Linked DNA regions of Mus musculus: all the other regions are linked to region 1. Evidence: chromatin loops called from intact Hi-C (ENCODE). Cell type or tissue: left cerebral cortex. All regions are shown on one strand. Region 1 holds the start of Dmrta2 (doublesex and mab-3 related transcription factor like family A2). Region 2 holds the start of Cdkn2c (cyclin dependent kinase inhibitor 2C). Region 3 overlaps Faf1 (Fas-associated factor 1).

Region 1 (8,000 bases):
TCGAAACTCGCGGAGCACAGATATTCTTGGGAATAAACCGGGGCTTCGCTGCTTGCATTTGACCTGAACACCTGCAAGCAATCCAGGCGCTTCAGGGGACCCAGTGTAGGTCACTCCTGAAACCAAGGGAGCTTGCGGATCTTAGTTTCTCCTTCCACACAGCCTGGTTGGAGCAGCAACCTGGGTGGGGCGGTGGGAACTGGCGGACTGAGCTAGGCCTGGAGGGCTCAGGAAAGTTGGACTGGGCGGCGGCCGGGCCCCATAAGCCCCCACCCCCGTACCTCTCTTTTCTTAACTTGCTCCGTTCATTTAACCCCTCCACCTTCATTCTTTCCCCCGACTCATCTCTTTCTTGCCCGCATCTTTCTTTTCTCGCTCTCACCCCCTCCCTCCATCTCTTCGTCACCCTCACACTTTATAACCAAACAGCCGAACCCCCTTTCCAATTAAAGTGGAATTAGGCAACTCAATCAAATTAGTTCCCTATTAAAGCCCTTCTTTATTAAACCGTTTTCTTGTCCTGCTATTAAGTTTCACCGCCTGGCGGAACTCGAGCCGGCCCCAGAAGTTTACCTTGGGATGTCTCCGGGCCCAGTCTAGGGGAGGGGGCACCCTATTTCCTGGAGTGGAGGAGTGGCCCTGCGGAGAGCGGGAGGGAGGGATTTGAGGTCGGAGATGGGGGTCGGCAGAGGGGCAGCTAATTCGCGAGAGGTGCGCAGTGGCCTGGCCCGAAGGGGCGTCCTCCCCGCCACTCTCAGTGCACTGCATCTGGTGAAGGCGGCATTCTACGACACCGAATAACTCTCAGGACGCAGGTCCTGGCAAAAGAAGTGTCGCTGGTCGTCTCCCAGCCGCCCTGCCCAGCGCCCTGGACCCCAGAAATTCTCAAGAAGCCAAGAGTGAGATGTGCGTCCAGGACCGCAGCTAGGTCATCTGCTCGGGGGAAGAGCCCGGGGCCCGGCCTGCGGTGCAGGAACCTGCGCCAGGCCAGGCGACGCTCACCACGCCCTCACGTCACCTCAACAGCAGGTTCCCAGCCGCGCCCCCCACTGCGCGGTCCCAGGCGCCACCCCGCAGCTTCCTGTCTGGGTTCCTTCAGGGTCGGGGCACAGGCGCGATCCGTGACTTCGGGCCACCGCGGCCCCAGTGGGAAATTAAAGCTTTTCCTCCCAGCCGCCCGAGGAGCGGAACGGGATTCGAGCGTTACTTTATTTAGAAAATAACATTTATTTCTAGCTCATACCTATGCAAAGGAAAGCACAAAGTGAGCAGCTGTGCGCAGCGTCGCTCGCTGGCGAGTCCGGGAGCTTCTGGCTCACTCACCCGACGCTCTATTCGTGCTTCAGCGCAGCCTGGACCGCTTTGGAGAACAGCCGCAGGCCGGGGGACCAGGGGTCGGCAGGGTACCTCCCCAGAATACAGTAGATTTCAGCTATAAAACCCGATACGTACAATGTGCGAATAGTCTAATTTTTTTCCATTTTGTCCTTTTTTTGCTTTGATTTTTGAATGTTTTCCACGTTAATACCGAGGTCACCTACAGATTACAATTAATAACTTAGAATTCCATTTTATAACATTATACACTGGCTTGTATATATATGTATAGATTATATATAGATTTATACATATATAAAAACTCACACTGCACCAAGGAAACCCATGCTTATCGGCATAAGCAACAAAGAGAGCGACAAATACCGCAACGAGGAAAGTGCACCTTAGGACGTCTCTTTTTTTTTTTTTTTTTTACAGTTGATACTGATATATATGTGTCCCAAAGACTCGAGTCAGTGCCAAGAGATGTATACATCCTAAATTTATATTTGTTAGAGCGGATTTTTTAAAAACGAAAGGGGAACGGGTATTGGAGGACACACAAGAGGCTGGTCCATCCTGCCATCCACCTGAGCGCGTGTTGAGGAGGCGAGCGGAGCAGAGGGAGCAGCAGGGGTGGGCGAGGCCGCAGTCGCCCTCGGGGTTCTTAGGGATCCCCAGCCTCTTGACAACAAGGCGGGCAGGCCCGGGGGAAGGTGACCCGAAGCGGGGCGAGCACCCAGACCACAGGGCTCCTCTGGGGACACCTGCGCGGTCAGCCGAGGTGCTCCCACCCACCCACCCAAGCAAGTCCCTAAAGCCAACTGTGAGCGGAGGGCGCAGGGCAGGGCGAGGAGGGGCCTGCAGCTGGGGGAGCAGGCTAGGTCGCTGTTTCGGGGTGGCCGGGCTGCCTGGCCCCATACCCTACTGCTTCTCAGGGGTGCCGTTGACCATGGGCCCGTACAGCCCGCCCCCGTAGCCGGGCTCCTTGTGCACCGCAGCGGCGGCAGCGGCCGAGCGGTCGCGCATGAGGTCGCTGAAGGCGTAGTCCATGGGCGGCCGAAAACCGAGTGTGGGCACCAGGCCGGCCGTGGAGTAGGGCGCCATGAAGGCCAGGCCGCGGCTGTGGGCCGCCGCCGCCGAGTAGGCCAGGCGCAGGGGGCTCAGGCCGAGCGGCGCACCCAGAGGGTAGGCGCCCGCGTCGGCGCCGAAGTGGCTGGCATTGGGCTGCAGTGGCGAGAAGGCGGAGCGGCTGCTGAGCGAGCCCAGCGCGCCGGGCGTCATGGCCCCGGCCAGCAAGGGTCTGTGGTGCGGGGGCGCGGTGGGCCCGGTCTGCAGCGGAGCGGGCAACCCGGCTCCCCCGGCGGCTGCGGCCTCCACGCGCCCGGGCCACGCGTCCTCCACCGCCGCGCTCACCGCGGCCTTCTCCAGCGGTGCGGCGGGGCCCAGGCCAGCCGCCAGGCCTCCGCGGTGGTGGTTGAGCACCTGCTCGATGGCCTGCACCACGTCGCCGCCACAGCCCTGCAGCACCAGCTCCAGGACGCCTCTCCGGTGGCCCGGGAAGACGCGCGTCAAGATGTCCAGCGGCGTCCGCTGCCGCGGCCCCGGCCCGCCGCCCAGCCCCGGAGTCGGTGCGGCCTCGGCTTCTTCTTTGTCAGCCTCCGAACCCGATTCGGAACCCAGGGGGCTGGAGGAGCCGGGGCTGTCCTCCTCGCCGCCACCGCCGGCGCCCGCGCTCCCAGGACAGCTGCCACCCGCCTCCTTGGAGGCCCGGGCCAGAGGCGACCCGGAAAAGGACTCGCCGTCTCCGTTCTCCGAGCCTGAGCCGGGCCGCACCTCCGGGGACGAGGTCCGGGGACCTGAGTCCGCGCCGTCGGGCGACAAGGGCTTCCCTGGCGGCGGCTGCGGACTGTCGGGGCGGCCGGCCTGAAGCAGCGTCTTGGGAAACAGATCAAACTTCTGCAATTTGGCCTCTGAGAGGAGGGAAAAGACGGAGATGTGAGGAGAGGTTAAGAACACTGGACCCTTTTGAATGCCAGTTTCCTCTTGTTCCTCTCCACCTCCCAACTATTCTTGACAGGGCTCTGGTTTTATTTTTACCTCTTCCCAAAGATCCTACAGCTCTCCCCCTCCTCCTAGGCTCACGCTTCTTCTGTGCCCAGACACCCCCACCCCGACCTGACACCCTGAAAACTTGATGTTCAGTAAGCTCTTCCTACACTTGTGCCCTAACACCTCCACTCCCTTCCCATCTCACCCCGCCCTAGAGAAGTGGCTTTGTCAAGATTCCAATCCGAGCAAACAGAACTTCTACCTATACCTCAGAGTATGTGGAAGACACTACTCACTCAGGTTGCCAGAGCCTTAGGCACTTCAACCTGGAGAGAGGGATCCTTAGGGGACTAGGTCCTTAGCCTCTCTACAGACAAAATAAATTACATCCTATTTCTTGACCACATTTTTCAAAACTCCTAAGAAATGTCCTTCTTCCAAAGAGTCTGAGAGCCGGGACCGTCCCATTGCCCAACTGCCTCCCTCACCTTCGAGTCAAAAAAGTAGAGTAGACAGAGCAAGGGAAAGGGACCCGAGAAAGAGCAAAAAAAGTGCCAACTATGAGAAACCCGGCGTGCCTGAGAGAGAAACGGAGCCAGAGCGAGGGGAACGCAGAGAATGTTTTGTCAGAAATGCCTTAGGAACTGGAGGAAAGGAATCTTGCTGAGAAACGAAAGAGGGCGTCTCCAGTACTTAGGGAAGTAGTGCGGATTAGAAGGATTGCCAGGGTCTTTTCAGAAGAGTTGGGAAGAAAAGAGAGTGGTGGCCTGTAAGAAGCTCAGAGCAGAACAGATGGGCGGCTTCCGGGCTGCCAGGGGAGAAGGCCCAGCTAAATGAGTTGGGCAGTAACTAAGGACCTGCCCCCTAACAAGAGTAAGGCTAAAGTGTTGCCTTGGGGCCTGGGGTGAGGGCGAGGAAGAAAGTATAAAAACTGCAGGCAGGGCAGAGAGTTTATGAGTGGGTGGAGAGCCACAGTTAAGTAGTTGGAGCATCTAGGGAAGGGAGCTGCACTTTGTCAGGGAAGGAACAAGCCACTAGGCCTCGCGCACCAGCCCTGTGTCCCCTGGGCTCCTCCTTCCAGACCCCACCCCACCCCCAGTGTGACCGTGCTCTCACCTGCGCCCCCTGCGCCCCCTGCACTCCCCGCGGGCGCTCCAGCTCCAGGACCCCCGCCGTCGGTGGCGCAAACCGAGCCAAAGACTTCGTAGGCAGGCCGCGGGGGGATGATGCCGTTGGCGGCGGCCAGCGCCAGGCCCTCGGCAGTGCCGTACAGCAATTGCAACTCGCGCGCCTCGTTCTCCTCCTGCGCCTGCTGCCTGCGCAAGGCCACCTGAGCCGCCATGACGCGCTGGCGCTCGGCGATGAGCGTACACTTGGCGCACAGGCAGTCCTTCCAGCGGCAGTAGCGCTTGTGGCCCTTGAGCGCGGACACCACTCCGTGGTTGCGGCAGCGCGCGCACTTGGGGGTCCGCGGGTACTTCTCCGCTGCCCTCAACAGCAGCGGCGGCGCCCGCAGCAAGCCTCCGGCCACGCTCACTGGTAGCGATGCTGCGGCAGCTGCCGCCGCAGCCACCGACGCCACCGATGCCACGGGTGGTCCCGTCGCTGTCGCTGCTGCTGTCGCCGCACCGGGCACGCTGGGCAGCTCCGAGCGCAGCTCCATGGCTGGACCTAGCGTGGGGAAAGTGGGGATACCTGAGTCAGGGTAATACAGTCACTAGGCTTAAGCACGGCCTGCAGAAACCCATTTTGGGAAACTTTGGTTGTACAAGTTTAACTAAACTTGTGGCTGTCAAACTGCTGGGGAAACGAACTGGAAGCTCCCTGTAAACAAGTACGCCCCCACCCCCACCACTGACCTCTTATATCTGACTACACGTGTAAGATTTCGTTTGAATCAGTAGTTCCGCCAAGGGGAAAAAAACAAGACAACGTTTGGAAGTCATTGGTGCAGTTGAATGTAAAGAGGATTTGGAAAGAAAATATTATGCCCAAAGCTTAGGTTAATTGGGGTGAGTCGAGAAAAGAGAAATATTTGCCTGAAAGGGACTCAGATTACAGAGAAAACTTGGGACCAACAAGCGGATGTCAAAGGCAAAGCAAGAAAAAAAAAAAAAAAGGAGCAAAATGATCCCGTTTGGTGGACAGGTGAAGAGGAGAGAAATGTGCAGGCGGGGTGAGGAGGTGAACAGGTTGGGCTGGGGTCTTAATTGTAGCTTTCAATGTGGAAGCAGAGGAATTCGAGCAAAAAGGAACTGAAGAATTTTTTCCTGTTAGAAGTAGGGTAAGAACTAGAAGACAAAACTTGGAGGCAAAGTTCGGCTTATGGCCCTGGGATCACAGCCAAAAGAATTCTGCAAATACTGTGGTCTGAGCCTCTAAAGGGTTAGTTCTATTCCACAGAACTGAGTGTAGGAGAGCTGAGAAGAGAGAAAAGCCATCGGAAGAAACTTTCTTTGGACTGGCCACCCTAGCTCAAAGATTAGTTGAATAACAAGAAAAACGTCCAGAAACAGCTGACAAGGCGACCCGGACTGAGGTCCACCGAGAGGGACAGCGCTGCTTAGGAAAAAAATCTCCAGCAAAAGGTAGGGCGGGGATAGGGTGAAACCTGTGGCTTGGGGGTTAGACTTTTAGTCTGGAGTAGTCAGAGGAAAGCACATCTTCAGAAAAGTTAGACTTTGCAGGAGCCAGAGTCCTTTTGCTCAATGCCTCTTACCCAACCCCCACCCCTCCCAGTTTAGGAACTGAGTCCTCAGACACGCCCTCCTCATCCTGGGACCTCTTGGGACCCCGCTTGTGCGCAGGTTCCAGAGTGTTGGTCTCAGACCAGGGTTCTGGGACTTGCACAATCCAGCAGGCCTCAAAGGAGGCCAGGAAGTCGCCTCCAAAACTGACCCTGAAGGGACCCGAGAGTCTCACCTGCGCCGCAGCCGCAGAAGGCCCAGCAGGCCCTGCTCCTGGCTTCCGCCGCGGCCTCCACTCCCCGCCACGCAGCCCGGGTCCCCGCCAGAGCCGGGAGCCGCTCCTGGGGTCCGGGTCTGGGAATCCCAGAGCACCGTGTGCTCCGAGGCCTCTTCCCCCAGACCCTCAAGCACTCAATGCCCAAGGCCCGGCAGGGCCTGGGCCTCGCCCTCGGGGGCCACCGACCCGGTCGCCTCCCCTGCTCGGCTGCCGGCCCTCCCCTACCTGCCTCGAGCTCCGGGCTCCTCCTCTGTTGGCGCAGCACGCGTCGCCCAGCTCGGCTCGCGCCTCGGCTCTCTTGGCCTCGTCCCTCTGCCCCCGGCCCCTTCTCTGACCACGTCACCCTCCTTCAGCCACCATGTCCGAACTTCCGGACCCCTCTAGGAACACAGCAGTCCAACACCCCGGAGGGGCCTCGGGGCCGGGGGCCTGGCCGAGGGCGGGCTGGTTGCAACCGGCGTCCCCTCGGTGCGCTCCGGACGCTGCGCTCGCCCCGGGCCGGGTAGTCCGGCGCTGCCAGCTCTCAATGAGCCGCTCGCCCGCTCTATTGTTGCTCCTCAGGGCTCCATTAGACAGAATTGGACAACAATGTGGCGCCTGCCATTGGCCAGGGGAGACAGTCGGCGCTCTGATTGGCCGGGCCCGCGCCCGGGGAGCCCCTCATTCTACAGTGTCCGAAAGATTCGAAACTCCGCACGCTCTGCTGAGTGCCTGCGGGATGGGAGGGGGCGCCAGGGAAGGAGTGCGCGAGGAGGAGCGTTGCAAATGTCGTGACAAGAAGTTTCCGTGCGCCCGAGAGCGTGTGAATTGCTCCTAATTACCGTGTCCGGTGCGCCTCTCCGCGTAGACGTGTGTAACCCCTCTACTCCTGGGGCTCCGGCTCCACTGAGCCACTCTCCCTTGGCCCGGGGCGCTTGGCAAGGCCTAGCTTCCCAAGTGGCCCCGGAGGCCTGGGGCGGGACAGGAGCAGGTGACAATTCAATTACCGCTGTCGAAGTGGGAGTGGAACCCGGGTGCCGGGGTGGGGGAGGGAGGGCGTTCACCGCAGACTTGCCAAGATGGTTTTTGCTGGCTTCCTTCTGACCGTGACCGTGTGCTTCCACGTCCGACGGGCTCCGAGGTAGTTGAGAGCCGGTTTGCTCCCTTCCCCCGCCCTCTATCACCTTTAATGCTTAGTTTCTTCGTTTGCAAAGTCCTGACACCGTGGGCGTCACGGAGTGGTAAGTGCGATTTGTAAGGATTTGTGTTTTCAAGCTAGGAGCCCCGGGAGGAACGTGGGTCCAAGCGCTGCAGCTTCTCCTCTCCCTGCGCCCCTGCCCTTTCCCTCGGCCCCCTGTGCCCTCCTTGCCTTTCCGAATTTCTTTGCATCTTGCTGCCCTTTTTTGTGGAATTCTTTTTGTGGCTGTTTGAAATTAACAAAGTTTACTTGTAACTTTTTTTTTTTAAAGCCAAAGTAAAAAGCCGCCTTTGCGACTCCCCAGATCCTCTGGAGGCTGGAGGAACCGGCCAGACGGTCAGACCCATCAGCCCACAAGACTTCCGCAGGGGGCGAGGGCACTGGACCTGCTTTGACTTGGCCTTCCTCGACCCGTGCTGACGTCACGGCCCGAGAACCCCCTTGGGTCTGCGGAGGAGGTAACAAGTTCGAATTTTGTATCTCTTCCTAG
Region 2 (8,000 bases), 310 kb after region 1:
ACAGAGTGAGTTCCAGGACAATAAATGCTTATCGAGGACAGATACTCTTAAACCTACCTCAGTAAACTAGCTCTCACAAAATAAGAGATTTTTACATACCTAAAACTCCAGAACTATCACAAAAAAAAAAAAAAAAAAAAAAAAAAAAAAAAAGTCCCGCCGGGCATGGTGGCACACGCCTTTAATCCCAGCACTTGGGAGGCAGAGGCAGGTGGATTTTTGAGTTCGAGGCCAGCCTGGTCTACAGAGTGAGTTCCAGGACAGCCAGGGCTATACAGAGAAACCCTGTCTCGAAAAACAAACAAACAAACAAACAAACAAGTCCCTAAGAAACAGTTTTTGGGGGCTGTAGAGATGGCTTTCCAGTTAAAAGCACTTGCTGCTTTTGCAATGGACCAGAGTTTAGTTCCCAGCACCACCCACATAATACAGTTGACAATGTATCCGGGGATCCAATGCCTTCTTCTGGCCTTTTGGAGTGTACACACACACATTTTTAAATTTATTTTTTACTTTATTATTATTATTAGTAGTAGTAGTATCATTTTTTCAAGACAGGGCTTTTTGGTATAGCCATGGCTGTCCTGGAACTAGCTCTGTAGACCTCAGTAGGCCTCGAATTCACAGAAGTCCACCTGTCTCTGCCTCCCAAGTGCTGGGATTAAAGGTGAGTACCACTACCACCTGGCCAAATACATTTTTATTTATTTGTTTATTTATTATATAAGTACACTGTAGTTGTCTTTAGGCACACTAGAAGAGGGCATCTGATCCCATTACAGATAGTTGTGAGCCACCATGTGGTTGTTGGGATTTGAACTCAGGACCTTCGGAAGAGCAGTCAGTGTTCTTAACCACTGAACCATCTCTCCAGTCCCACCAAATACTTTTTTTTAAATGAATTTTAAAAGTTAGTGTTTGAACAAAAGCAACTGAAGTTATAAGAATAGAATTTTATTGAACAGCTTTTAGTCCTCTTTTAGTGTGTGTGTGTGTGTGTGTGTGTGTGTGTGTGTGTGTGTATTTTGAGACAGGCCTTCTCTCCGTAGCTCTGGCTGTCCTGGAGCTATCTGCAGACCAGGCTGGCTTTGAACTCACAAATATTCATCTTCCCTGACCTCCCAGGTGCTAAAATGAAAGGCATGCACCACCATACCCAGCTGCTTTTACTCTTTTTTAAAGATTTATTTATTTATTATTAGCTGTCTTCAGACACTCCAGAAGAGGGCATCAGAGTTTGTTACGGATGGTTGTGAGCCACTGTGTGGTTGCTGGGATTTGAACTCAGAACCTTCAGAAGAGCAGTCGGTATTCTTAACCACTGAGCCATCTTACCAGCTGCTGCTTTTACTCTTATTTGCAGGTTCTATATTTTTAAGTTTTATTTGTGGGTGATGGGACATTAAAATCTTCAATGCTTAGGGTTCCCCCAAACCCTTTTTAAAAATATTTGTGTATATGAGTACACTATTGCTCTCTTCAGACATACCAGAAGGGGGCATCGGATCCCATTGCAGATGGTTGTGAGCCACCATGAGGTTGCTGAGAATTGAACTCAGGACCTCTGGAAGAGCAGTCAGCACTCTTAACTGAGCCATCTCTCCAGCCTCTCCCCAAAGGTCTTAATACAACACGGTAGAGTGGGGAATACTTGTAATCCAGCCATACCAGGGTGACACAAGGTTACAAATACTAAGCCAGTCTGGGGTACATAAGGAGCAGTAGGCTAGCCTGGGCAACAGCACCCTAAACATTGCATTTTCTTTACTCAGTAATTCAGCAAAGATATTTTATTTGATGAAAGTCATAACACATGTACATCCATTTTTATACAGAATGCCCACAATTTTATTCTTCCTCGTTACCATATTTTCTCCAAGCAAGACACCATTAATTTCCAGAAAGCAGTGTTTGTAAATTTGTATTAGTGCTAGTTATCACTTTAACAGTGCCAATCTCCTATCATAGCTTCCAGATAACTAAAAACTCAGAGTTCCCAGAATGTATACATGGAATACAGTATACATGGAATCCTAAATATTCTGTTAAAATGATTTTTAAAGAAGTTCATCCCCTTTGTTGTTACCTGATTCACAATATTCAGCTTTCGATACCTCAAAAATTAGCTCTAATCTTTTTCTTAACAACTTAAAGAAACACTGCCAAATTCTTGTAGTTCCAATTTTCCCTAACAGCCAACCTGTTGCTAAATGACTATCCAGATGTCTCTGGCTTGTTTGAATACTTTCACTTTACTCCAAGGAACTGGGTTACAGATGTTACTTGAGGATATATGTGCAGTGGCTGGTTCTAATTAGACCAATATTTGGGGGGGAGGGGAGGCGGAGGGGGGGTTTGGTTTCATTTTGACCACTGAATGCAACCATGCTGGTGTTTTTTTAAAAGCATAAAAGTATAGAAGGCAATAATCTCATATGCCTACAAGAAGACGTGAAAAGTACAGAAAATTGATGAATATGAAATATATGGATGCACTGGTCCTTTTACACTTAGACCACCATCCTCACCTCCACCTAAAAACAACCAATCCTCGGTGTAGTGAGTGAAAGAAATCCCCCAATAAAGACATAGCCTTTTTAGAAAACCTTTCTAACTCACTGTAAGCTTTGTTTAAAGTTAATTGCATTTCTCCTTTTCCCTCAAGACTAGAAGTTCACATTTTCTAGACCCTGAAGTTCGTCGGGATTTCTTGTAATATGCTTTCAGTTCTCATAAAACTCGGTCTACAAGACTTCTCTGCCCTGTGGTGCTGTCAGTTGTGTCGCCTCTGCAGCCCTGGCAATGACCTGACAGGTGCCAAGGCCTGTGGCAGAGCAAAGGAGTCCAGCAGCCCCGGGCCAGGCCACTCGAACTCGGCGAGCCTGGTCGGGGAGCGCCGAGGAGGGTGGAGCTGCCCGGCTCCAGCAGAGGAGATCCTACCCGTCAGCTGCAGGGCCGCCGAGCCTCTAAGGGCCTCCGCCCGCACCCGCGGCCTTAGTTACCACCACCGGGGTCCCGCACGGTAGAGGCTCCCACTCCAGCCAGCCCCAGAACAGCAGGCCAGGCCGGGCCGAACCCACCCCGCTTCGGCAGGGGAGACTAGCGAAGCGAGAGGGCAGGCGGGAGCGCCAGCGAACCCAGGCCCAGCGCGGGCAGAGAAGGGCGCAGGGCCGCGAGGGCGGAGCGAGCGGGCTGCCGGCCACTGCGCCGCCAGGGCGTTGGGCGGGGCGTGGGCGGGGCCCGGCCTTCCCGCTCCCGCGGCGCCCTAACTCGGCGGAGCCTCCTTAAAACTCTGCCGTTAAAATGGGGGCGGGTTTTTCAACTCAAAAAGCGCTCAATTTTTTTCTTTTCAAAAAAAGCTGATGAGGTCGGAAAAAAGGGATAAGAAACCGGCACAGTACCTTCAGAGGCAACCGTAGCAGCAGTTGCTTCAGCGGAAAAAGAAGCAAAGGAGGGAGGGAAGGGAAAGATCCTAAAGGAAAGACGCGCAAGTGTCTGTAGCGGAGAAGGGAGCGGCGATCAGAGATTTGGGGGAGTCGGACTACAAAAGAAACTGTCAGCTGCGGCTCGCGACCGGCCGGCGCAGCCTGCCTCGGCTCCGGAACCCAACTGGCTGGCAGCCGCTGTCCTGTCCGCGGCACTGATAGGGGCACAGGCCGGAGGACCGCCAAGAACTAACTGGCCAAGTGGCACCGAGCGCCCGAGCTGCTGGGCGGCCGCCAAGAAGTTGGCGGGACTGGCTGCGCCCGGGATCTGTGGCGACCGCTCCTACTTCCAAAGACCCTTCCCATCATCGGACGCCCCGGGAAAATCTGAAAGGGAGGGAACGACAGCGGCAGAGGCGACGGCCGCCCCTCAGCGAGCGCTTGCAGTGAAGAGCCTGAGCTAGCTCGGTCGTAGGCGGGAAGTTACTGGTGAGCTGGCCGGGTGCAAGAGCGATGCTGCCGCGAGCTACCCCAGCGGCTGGAGCCCCATAGACGCTTCCCCCTTCGCCGTGCACCGTCTTCAGGCTGCCGGGAGTCCCGGGACCCGGCGGGGCCGGCATGACGGGCTTGGCGGGGGTCTGCCGCACACCCACCAGCCTCCGGAGACCCGCGCCCTGCCCGGCTCCCACGGCCTCTGAGGCTCGGCGGGGCTGCGGCAGCTCGGCGGGCGGGCTCCGGAGGCTCTTCTGAAGACGCCGAGCCCGCTAGGGAGTCGTTGAGACCTGAGAGTTGAGGGCTTCAGAGCTGCTGCTCTGGTCTGCCCTCAGCGATCGTCTTTAACCCTCCCGAGCACGTCAGCATCCAGCCAGCGCGGCGCTCTGCTAGCGAGCGAGCAGCACTCTGGACTACCCCCTTCGGCTAGACGGATGGAAAGTGAGCTCTGCGAAGGACCTGACTCTGAAATTCTGCCTCAAATCACCACTGTGAACAAGGGTGGGTTAATACCTTTTCTACTCTCTAATACTTTTTCTTTCGCGGTGTTGTCTGAGCTGACCTAGTCCTTTAAGTCTCCGCAACATCTTCCTCACAGAGCTGTAAAGCTTAGGTACGTGACAGCTCTGCCTACATCTCACGTCCATAGTAATTAATCAAGAACTGCTTCTGTGTATGTATCTCTGTTGAATCGCCAGAATCCTTCTTAGGGGTTAAGCTAAAAAGCTAGAGAAGGAGCCCCTCTCCAATGGGCTCACTTTTGCTGAATAATCACGTGTGAATCGAGGGGCGGGCTTTTGGCAGGCCGACCTTACTAGTATTTACTACCAAGCTCTACTCCAGATTAACCATCCCAGTCCTTCTGTCAGCCTCCGATGCCATCATGCAGCCTGATTAGGAGCAAAGGAAAGGGGAAAAAGAGAAGCAACTAATCGTCTTTTCCCGATCGTCAGGACCCTAAAGAATGGCCGAGCCTTGGGGGAACGAGTTGGCGTCCGCAGCTGCCAGGGGGGACCTAGAGCAACTTACTAGTTTGTTGCAAAATAATGTAAACGTCAACGCTCAAAATGGATTTGGGAGAACTGCGCTGCAGGTTGGTATCCACAGAGGTGGGGAAAACAAGTTAATAAGGTTGCCTGGGTTTCTAAAATGACAGCTTTTAAGTTTGGAGGGGTACAGATCTTCACTGTTTTAAAACCTTCATGGTTGCCATATTTTATATCTTTAAGTGGATCCAACTCCCCAAAATGACGTACTTTGGAGAAACTGGTCAACTCCAATAACATCCTCGATATCAAGAGAATCTTAGGTTTGGTCATAATTTTTGGAATGCTTTTGTGACAATGGAGGTTTTAAAGTATTCTTATCGTCGAAATCTGTTTGTTTTGTGCAGTGTTGTTTTAGATAGCTCTTTAAGCACATTATTATGATTATTATTTCAAGTAAATACACAGCTAATGGTGGTATTCACCTATTTTGATCCTAATAATTGACTTTAAAGTTAATTCTCTTGACGTCTAGGCAGGGTGTTTTACCTTCAGCTGTTTCATGTCTTAACAAACGACCTTTCCTCGCTTGGTATGGGATAGCCTGGGCACCCGGACAGGGTGTACATTTTCACAGTTAATATAATACCTAATCCACCCATTCAGGAGTGAGGAGAAATTAAAAAGTTGAATTTCTAATCAGAGCCGAGTCGTAGTGGTTTTCTTATCCCTGTGGTCATGTAGTGGCATGCTCTAATTCTCAGTAATTAGATTTACAGGCAACGACTGACACATGTCCAGCTGCCAATTATGTACCTGATAATATTTTCCCCTCCAAATGGTATCATGTAACTTTTCTGAAAGCCTTAGAAGCAAAACATGGGGAAAGTGGTCTCCACTGGTTGCTGTTATTGGTGTTCTGATGGTATTCCTGGGAGCTTTCCCGGCCAGAAGCAGCTTTTGAAAAACCACCGGGGCAAGGGCATAAGAGATTTTTGTTTCTGTTTTAAAAAATAGAAATTTAAGTGGCAGGAGATGCCCTGGTGAAGGAAGCTCATTTGGTTTGTATATTTTAAATCAGAATACAGCTGGCCTTACAAAACCCTTCTCTGTTGAGGAAGCTTATGCAGAAATACTAAAATATTTATCTTGATTCAGGTAGATTAAATAAGGAAAAGGTTTTGTTTTTGTTTTTCCACCTAACACTTGTGGACTGGCTTGGTGAAGGCAGCAAGTCCAGATGCTGAAAGGTTTTCTACTGAGAAGTCAAGAGATGAGGGCCGCCTCACAAAGCAGGAGCCACTTCTGAGTTCAGAAAAAGATAGCACAGAGTGTTTGACAAATAGGGTGAGTGGGTAATTAATATAATTAAACTTTGACAAATATTTTAAAAATAACCACCCAATTTTGTTTCTATTAACAAACTTAGGTAATACCCACTTATTAGAGCTTAATATCAATACATATAATGAAACAGGTACACACAGTCTTTTTCAGTATACATAATCCTGACTCTGAAATTGTGTCATCAGAAAGAACTTTCTTCAAAATCATTTATACTATCACTTTCTGCCAAAGATGGCAAATTTTACTTTATGATTATGCTTTTTACTCAACTGCAGAAATCTTTTCTCCTTTGCTGTTGTTTTTCAATCAGAATAATTAAAGGACTCCATCATACATTTGCTGTTAGAAGACCTAAGGGGTCTGTTTCTTGTTTTGCTCACTTTAAGTCTTTAAATGTGACTAAGGTTTTAGGGAGAAGTGTCAAATGTTAAAATTAGACTGTATTAATTTCTAATAACCAGAAAATATATTTCATGGAGTTTCTGGAAAAAATAACTTGTGAGATTTTTTTCTACTGCCTTAAATGAAGGGCTGAAAGGGTTTATTAAAGGGAAACTTAATATCTTGACAATGTATGTAGCTTATACTTAGAAACTATTATTCACTCTAAATATATTTTATTAATTTGTAATCTCTTTTAAAACATTTTAAAAAGATTGAATCAACTTTGTTCATATTTTCAAGTGGATTAGTATTTGATTCTAATAAATACTGAGTATTTAGTAAGTAGCCCACTTATTATATTATTATATAACTTAGAGTCTTATGAATGTACCCTAATACAAATGAAACCAGTTTAAATGCTGGGATTTTCTGGCATGTTAATAAAAATATTTCACAAGTAAATTAATTTTTTTACTCTCAAGTGCTGTTATACAAGATATTTTTACTTATGAGAGATTTTTTACTTAAAGATACCTTTTAAAGTATATATTTAAACAACAGTAAATAATCTTTGTGATATAAAATATTTTGAGCCTTGATAAGTATTGATACTCTATTCTGACTTTCAAAACAGTGGTAGTTTATGAATAGCTATTCTTATGTGTAATGAGTGCAAGAGGAAATTAGACAGGATCACCAGTTGATTATTAAATGACTCAAACCCCCAGACACGGCTGTCTGTTCCAACACACACGTCTAATGTCTTGCTTTTCCTTTTTGCTCACTTGAGTATCAGAAAGCTAGTTGGAACTTTGAGAAATGCCAACTACTGTAGTAGGATGGCTGTTTGATTCCTTTCAGGAACGGCAGCCATGCAATCACCTCTTTTCTGATCCGAGGCATATCATCAACGTAGTTCAAAGTAAATTGATATAATAAGTAATGTAGAACACAGTGCCTTAATTTAATACCTCAATAACCCAGTAATAGTCTGTAATTTGAAATGAAGTCTAGGCATGGAATACTCCCAGTAGCCAATATTTTAGCCTATAAAGAAAACTACAAATGCTTGGAAATTTCAAGCATGTGTGTGGAGAGGCTTTGTTAAGAATCACCTAAGAAAATGCCAACTCTGGGACTTTAAAGGGTCTGTCCCACAGGAAGTGACACTTATGTAGGAGGCTTAAAGAATCTCATCATTGATTTTCAGTAGCTATTAGAAAATAAATTCTATCCTCATCCAATCTTCCAGGATTAATACCCCAGGTATATTTTATAAGCATGAGTAAACAAACAGGAGTCTCTTTACTTAAATACCAAGTTACATTTCTTTCTTTCTTCCTTTCTTCCTTCCTTTCTTTCTTTC
Region 3 (8,000 bases), 220 kb after region 1:
AATTTTAGACATCTACAGTGATAACTTTATGAAAGGAAAATATTAAATTATAATTATCCTAAACAGACACAGTCTTGTGAAACTAACCCTACATTCATGTTAAACCACAAAGAGTTGAATATAATGAATTTGATTCATCCTCGGACACAAAGCTTCACCACAGTAAACTCAGTCAACTGTTGCTCTTGCGCTTATATTCATGGTGCTTAAATAGCGCACTTTAAAACAAAAAAAACTCCAATTGGCTTTTCATACATCCACCCTCCCCAAAAATAACGCACTTGAAAAACTCAAATGATATGAAAGGCTTCAAGGCCTCTTTTCTCCCTTTCATACCCTTTTTTTTATTTCTGTTTGCAGTAATCTGCCTTTCTCTTTCTCTTTCTCATTGCTACAGAGCAGGCGAGGAGGCTCAGAGCTTTGAAAAGGGGGCTCTGTGTGTAATGGGTCCACTAGAATTAATTTACTTGCACTAAATCCATTGAGCACAGAGGTCCCCCCCTTCTCAAATCATTTGGAGTCGAACGCAGCCCCCAGCCTTTGTAATTCTAGTAAAGCACTTAAAGTGCACAGTAGGTGTTCATGAGGACCATCTGGTCAAAAGCAAAACAAGCTGCTGATTTTGCCTTTGAATAGAATGAAGCAAGTGTGAATTAGTCTCTTCAATTAGCACTATTACAACCTGTCAAGTGCATATTGTAAAACAGGATTATTACAGTATTGGTCACCAGTGCAATTATTTACTCTCTGCCTTTTCTTGCATATAAAAAATGTCTTATGTTTATTGGTTTCTGATAACTGAATGTAATTTCTCTCAACTCAGGCATTTTAAAACTATCAACACACAAACCACAGGTTATAAATATGATAGGTTAAGATGTTAGGACACAAGTATCTTAAGTAACAAAGAACTAAAGCATTGCCCTTAACTTTTAAGAAAATTTCATCTTTATTTGTAATACAGATGAAAAATACTTATGTTTTTGAATAATGTCCAAATTATTCTAAAATATTTCTAGATGCAGAAAAATATTATCATTTCAAAATAGTTATATCATAAATATCAATTAAATTTATTTCCTAAGGGATACAACAAAAACACAGAAGATCTCAATAAGATAATCACTATTTGTTCATTTGAAGCAGTATCATTCAACAAACCTTTTTTAAAATGCAACCTGAGACCAGTAATATATGTACCTCATATTCTCCATATTTGGAAAGGTGAAAAAATGGCTTGAATTCATGCCTGGTTGTTAAAATCATCTTACATTCTTACTAAGATGTCATTTTTTTATTTTAAGTTTTAAAAAAATGATATATGCTAATTAAAACTGCTCATTCTAATTGAGTTAATATATGCCATTTATCTTGCAGCAAGAACAAACCACTTAAACTTTTAATTAAGTAAGCACACAACTTAATTTACCCTCTTGCATATGAACATTCTCAGCTACCTCACTCTTTCTTCAATTCTTTGCCAGTAGCTCCCCACCCCATAGTGGAAAACAAACAACCCCCTCACCCATCCCCCCCCCCAGAAAAGGCACCTAATACTTCAAAACATTTAAAGAAAGGACACAACAGTTAAGTTATAATCTATTTGCTAATAGAAAGTGCTCGCTAATATAACTTGTGAAGAACTACAAATTTCAAAACAGTTACTGGCCACAAGCCTTAGCTTACAGTCCAAAGCACACATTAGTTAAGATGAGAAAGCACCAAGAACAGACCAAACACACACAAAAATAGCACAAGGTTTAAATTTCAGAATCAAAATTAACATCCTAATTTTGCAATTATTTTTAAGAATTGGTATGATTTCCTTAGACACCAATTCTAGCACAATTGGTCTCCCACTTAATCATCAGTTTGTCTATATAACATGGCACTAGTAGTGAAATGTGCTACTTGCTCCCTGTACGATATGGCTTCATGGGCTGTCAATTTTCCCCATTCATTCCCATTAAGAACTAAATCAACATTAATAAGAATAGTGAGAATTCTAGGGTAAAGTGAAACTTAGAAGAGGATTTAAATAATTCCAATAGCTATTCATTGCACTTCTCACTGTAATAGATAAGTAATACTCCATGATTCTGCACTAAAAATACTTAAGATTTCTTATCTTTGTTTTTCAGATCAGGTGTATGCTTCTTAAGTTTATATGACATCTACAAAAACGTAGAAATTTGCCTAACAGAAGCTTTTGCAATAATAAGGCAGACAACAAAGAATCAGTTTCCAAGAAAAGTTGGCTTGATTTCAGGGACTTTATATCCTTTTCCACACCTGGGCTAAGGATTTGCAGAGGCAAATCAGCCTTTCTTCCCTTGTGTTAGCCCACCCCAAGTGCATTTGAAACCACAGATTTTTAAATTATTAGAATCTTTACAATTAATTGTTTAAAACCTGTGAACTCTCAAGAGTAGAAAACTGATTAAAATAAGATAGGCTTGTTTAAATTTTGAAGGAATTTGAGTATTTTAAAGTGTGATTAATACTAATTTAGAGTGCAAATTGGTAGAAAGTTGGGGTTGTCATAATGTTATTACAATATTACTCGATAATTTTCTGATGTATAGTGTTATCGTGAAAGAATAAGGATTTTACTTCTTATAACTACTTGCAACTATCTCCATTTTAACCATCTCTAGAGGTTACTGACTCTCCTCACATAGAATATGTAAGTTGAAAAATCTGTAGCGAGCTTAAAACAAGAATGAAATCAAAACCAAAACCTAGTACCCAAAGGGAAACAGTCCCTTGTTGTAAAGCAGCAGGCTCAGAGCCGGATGAGCCAACACTTGCAGGAACACCAGCCTCACCACTAATTTCCTGACCACATGCTACTGAAAATATATTTGAAATTCTAACTATATCTTAGCAGTAGTCTAGAAATCAGTACTTTCAAAGGTTTATTTTGTTCAATTAATAGTTACAAGCGGTGCTAATTTCAGTCTTACTCACTTCATAGTTATCTGAGTAAAAAATACTGTAAAAGCTTTTAAAAATTCAAGACTTTCAAAGCATTAAGAATGTTTTACCTAGAAAATGAAAATAATTTATGCATTATTTATTGATGAGATGTTTTTAATCTACTCCTTTAAGCTGTGTGTGTGTGTGTGTGTGTGTGTGTGTGTGTGTGTGTGTGTCTGTGTGTCTGTGTGTTAGTGACTACAATTTATTTTGGGGCTTACTACTGAAAGAAGATTGCTAAAACTGATGATGGATAAATTTACAATTTAGAATCTAGAACATCAATAAGCTTCCACATTAAAAACAAAAATACTAGTATTAACACAGAACTACAAATTGTTTCAAAATTGTACACTTCTCTTAGTGCAATTAAACTGACTTACAGTAGCTTAGCAAGAAAAAGGCACTGAGTTGCCAGGCTGTCCACAGGAGCACCTTTCCTTCCTGAAACCACCCTCTGCACTGGATCCCACTGGGCCAAGGAAAAGCCAGGGAACTATGCTCAGCCAGTCGCTCCACAGCCGTCATCAAAGTTACACAAGATAAATAAAGCAGTCCATGTGGAACTGTCTACTCACAGTACAACAATTTTCACTAGACACAATATTTTTTTCTTAATAACAAGAATTTAGAAACATTTTAAATTAATTTTTAAAATTAAACAGGAAAGAAAAGCTATTACCAAGAAATACACAGGAATATGTCATTTAAAAGACGCTCCTCAAGCACTTTCCACAAGATATTTAGAAATGATAAGGAACAGATTTCAATGTTTTGAAGTCCTTGACACTTAAAATATATTTGATAATCTAAATAATATACCAGAGAACAGTTTCTGCCAACTGTGGCACGCAATGGCACATTTACAGAATTTTAAATATTTCTTTTAATAATTGATGTAGTCATTTTGAATCATTCTGCATAGGATATCAGGTGTGAGCAGATTGCATTAACATTGCTTAAACATTTCAACTTGTCAGTATGGCCAACTCGATTTCGGAAATATTTGCAGTATTTTCCCATCGAAACAGTAATAAAGGCAAAATAAATATATGCCACTACTTTATAATCACCGAACATTAATGAATATTTTATGTCTTTTTAAATCTCCCTGTTTAATTTAAAAGGGTGAAATTAAGTCTCCTCGCTGCAATATGCCAATTATCTGTAAATCAAACAATAACTTGGCCATTATGCTCCTTTTTGTTAATATAAGAGAAGCTAATTTGAAAACACTGAGTGGCATTTTTAGGCTATCAGCTTAATAGTCCTTTCTGCCCTCTTGTGGGAGAAAGTCGAAACACACTCAAGTCAGTTAAACTAGCAATGCAAAAGAGAGGGTTTGAGAATGAGAGAAACAGCACACAAAGTTTAGCTATAAAAATTTCACCTAGAAGACAGAGTTTCCTATATTTATCCATCATGCATTTTGTTCCTCTTCAAATAAAAAAAAAATCAATCAACAGAATGAAATTTACCTTGTCTTGCTTTATTGCTTAACTGGAGTTATTATGAAGCTAAATTTCCTTATTTAATTAAATGTTCATATATGCAATTTAGATTTTATTTTCAAAGATTCCTATGATAAATCTGACAGAATCATATTTAAATTTTAGATAAAAATGCCTTCCAAGAAATTAAAATTTTAAATTTAGAAGATAGAATGCCATAAAGGTTAAAAATGAATAGGCAAACAAAAAAATTCCAGAAAATTCAAATAAATAAAATAAATTGATAAAGGTAGAAGACAGAGAAAAGGCTGACTGTCACTGCTTAGTTATCTATCAGCTATTCAAGTTATCAATGGAGAGAAGAAAAGTAGAAAAAAGTTCTTATGACAAACTCAAAGGATAGAAATCATTAATCAAACATGTTAAAAAATAAATAAACAAACAAACAAACAAACGGTAGTCTATCCATTACCAAAACATTTTATATAATCCTAAAATCTTACTTATTCTTTCAAGATGTTATGAATTATTTTAAACAATATGGTCTTATATTTTTACATAGCAATTCAAGATTTAGCATGATCTAGTCTCTTAAAATTCAGTAGTTTTTAAAAAAGGAAGTTAGTTTCATAAATTACAAAAGTTAATATGAAAACTATTTCACTATTTTAATGTTTCTAAGCATGGAAGTCCTGTCAAAGCCTCTAATATTCCTCATCCCCTAAGGAGAGAATTACTGGCCTTTAGATGGGTGGGGCCAAAAGCATTCTCAGACAGCACCTTTTCTCTCATAGGAGAAGTACTGCTTTAGAAACAGTGGCCCTCTTTGGTCGCACTGAAGAAAATACAGACAGTATTAACAAACTCTTTCCAGAAAGTCTGGGCTAAGTGACATTCTCAAAAATCGTATGAATACCGCCCAAAGCTAGGATTGATCTGCTTAAGAAAAGTCTCTTGAAATTCCTGTTTAAAACAGAAGCATACATGTATAATAAAATACATGACACACTTGAAAGTAACCTTTCAAATAAAACAGAAACACACTCCACAATGAATGTTGTCAATAATTTCCGAATTAATATTTTGAATAATACTATAAAGTCATGAACTATTTTGTATAATAATAAATTCTTTATAAGTAGGGTCTTAAGCAGAATGTTTTAAGAATTATCAAGAGCTCCCACTTACAACATTTGTATTTCTAGGTCAAGTCATTTAGTGTATCTACTGTAATCATTGATTCTCCAGTTAATTAAAATTAAAAACCTAATAATGAAACATAAAGAGAGTTTCTACCAGAACAGATAAGCCCTCTTTAACAGGGTCAACATTAGCTATAATGAGCTACCTTTATTCCTTAGCTGTGAGACATAACTCACCTCTTGAACGGTACTGCTTCCTGAGAAGTTCAGGTTGTACTCCCGCTGGACCTCTCGGTGGGTGATGATCAGCATGAAGTTTTGATTTAATGATTCCTGCAGGGCACTGAAGGGGTTGAAAGAAAAACAAGGAACTCAGAGATGAACAAGTTCTAGCTTGCTTCACAGCTAGCTGCAAAAACCCCAGGAGTACCCTAACCTCCACACAGGCATGTCCGGGCCCAATGTTATCATCTTTTCAGCTCCTAAAGGCAAGAGAGCATGCTGAGAACAACCAAGGGGAGCTAACCTGTTAACTCCTTCTCTACCAAGGTGTTTTAAAACTTCTATTGTAAATTCTTCAAATGCATATACATTTTCTCCAAACACTATTGTCTATTTACTTACTTCTCCAAGAAAATCAATTGTCTTCATTGTCAAATGGTATTAAAGATCTATGAAAATATTTATTCAAATGTACTACTGAAAGACTAATACAATTCTAATAAAACAGCTGTCTAGAAAAAATATTAAACTATCGTTTATACTTATAAATGCTGTATAAAAATAGAAATGTTTTCAGTAGAAATTCAGATGATTCTGAAATTTACAGAATTGAAACTGTTACATCAAAATCTTTCAATAGATTCTTTCACTTCAAATTCAGCAATATATAGATTTCAGAAACTGGGGAATTCAGAGCAACACTTTGAGGATCCTGTAGTAGAGTTCCCAAATGTTACAAACATGTAGCACACACACAAAAATATGTAATCAGCCATATAAGTTAAGAAATATAAGTCATGATTCTTTTATGTCAATATTTAGAAGTATGATCTTCATCAAAAATTTAATAAAAACCTATTACTATTATGTTAAAATTATCTCCATTGCCTGTCTTAAGTATAATTTTGTCACTGCTTTAGCCTAGAAAATATGAGTGTGCTACATAGCTCTGACCTACTTGGTTCTTCTTTTGCCAATCTGGAACACACACAAAATAAAGATTAGAATTAGGCATTTAATCTGTCTAGTCTATTGTCTCACAAAGAGTTTAAAGGTTAGTAATAGCTGAAAAATACAAAAAAAAAGCACTAATATATATCATAAAGTATAACTGATGAATTTTTAAAATATCCAACTAATATACAAGTTTCTTATGGGAAGGACATTTGTTGTTTTATCTTTAGCACCTAAGCAAAATACCTGGAGCCCGCAGATACTCGCTTAGTAATAAAACGTGAATTACCTCTGTCTTTCACACAACAGGTTACCTTCTAGAAAATTATCATTCTGGTTCAAATATGTATTCGTGTATGTATGTATGAACGAATGAATGAATGAATGATTACTTAACTATTTACTTTCTTATTTATTTTTAAGGCAACATTAGGACAATGCCTTTCTAAAAAAGATTCAATCTAAATAAAAATACACAGTTCTCAGGAAAAAAAAAAAAACCATAGTCTAATTCGGAAACAAATAAGTCACTACCAATAGAACTGAAATAAAAACTCAAGGAAAACTGAGAGAAAGGTATTTAACTCTGTCCTAGGTCACGGAATTAAAAAAACTCCATGAAGGAAAAAGGTAATCTATAACTAGTGAAGACACACAAGTTGAAATTCAAAGGATAAACAGGATCTTAGAATTGAACACTCAGAAGATATACTTGGGGTACGGGGGTCAGGGGACAAAACTTTGACAGTATGTTGTATACCAATCTACAGTCAAAACATTATTCTAGCTGCTAGAGAAAAAAAAGAGGAATAAGAAAAACATACATGGTCCTTGTTTTCATGAAACTTGCATTTCTAGCCAATGGGAAAGATCAAGTAAATAAGTAATTTTGGAGAGTGCAATGTATTATGAAGCAAGTAAAATAGATTATAAAATAAAAGCTAACAGAGAATCTGGAAATCTAGCAAAAAGAACAGTTGAGAAAGGCATCTCCAAGAAAAGAAGACCTATAACAGCATGTACTAAAGGGTTCAACAAAGGTCTAATCATACATGGTCTGGTTGTAACGGCAAGAAAGCTGCTGGGAAGTTTAAAGAGGGAATGCTAAGAATTAACTTGCATTTCCATTTATGTAAGATTTCTCTTTGTGCTCTGGTTCTGAGAAAAGACTGGAGATGGGGGAGATAGGAGAATAGATTAATTCACAAAAGAAGTAAGGAAAAGGAGAAATACATGGTAAAAATATTTAATA

The links. A loop is a pair of places that touch in the nucleus more often than their neighbours do. Peaks named below come from ENCODE experiments on the same cell type or tissue, not always from the same donor. Only the 100,000 strongest peaks of a DNase experiment are listed, where the experiment ranks them.
Region 2: a loop joins it to region 1, with 7 times the contacts of the local background. A loop is called at or near these places in 10 of 42 quality-filtered maps.
Region 3: a loop joins it to region 1, with 4 times the contacts of the local background. A loop is called at or near these places in 3 of 42 quality-filtered maps.

The regions. Positions count from the first base shown.
Region 1 is chr4:109,976,895-109,984,894 of GRCm38, reverse strand. Dmrta2 (doublesex and mab-3 related transcription factor like family A2) reads right to left here and starts at 6,870. Exons shown (of 3, transcript NM_172296.2): 1 at 6,559-6,870; 2 at 4,486-5,040; 3 at 1,211-3,290. The coding sequence starts at 5,032. The coding sequence ends at 2,242. It overlaps Dmrta2os (a long non-coding RNA gene), which reads left to right and starts at 5,283. Exons shown (of 4, transcript XR_868017.3): 1 at 5,283-5,957; 2 at 6,109-7,553; 3 at 7,782-7,968. In left cerebral cortex, no CTCF peak of the experiment used is centred here; DNase peaks (open chromatin) are centred at 4,031 and 6,965; H3K4me3 peaks cover 2,754 bases.
Region 2 is chr4:109,662,028-109,670,027 of GRCm38, reverse strand. Cdkn2c (cyclin dependent kinase inhibitor 2C) reads left to right here and starts at 3,272. Exons shown (of 3, transcript NM_001301368.1): 1 at 3,272-4,418; 2 at 4,871-5,010. The coding sequence starts at 4,882. In left cerebral cortex, CTCF peaks have their summits at 1,486 (motif pointing right) and 3,100; DNase peaks (open chromatin) are centred at 3,123, 3,691, 4,316 and 4,708; H3K4me3 peaks cover 3,038 bases; H3K27ac peaks cover 1,563 bases.
Region 3 is chr4:109,755,495-109,763,494 of GRCm38, reverse strand. It overlaps Faf1 (Fas-associated factor 1), which reads right to left. Exons shown (of 19, transcript NM_007983.2): 7 at 5,810-5,915. Among named protein-coding and RNA genes, the nearest start is that of Faf1, 83 kb to the right of the region's middle. In left cerebral cortex, a CTCF peak has its summit at 4,263 (motif pointing left); a DNase peak (open chromatin) is centred at 4,258.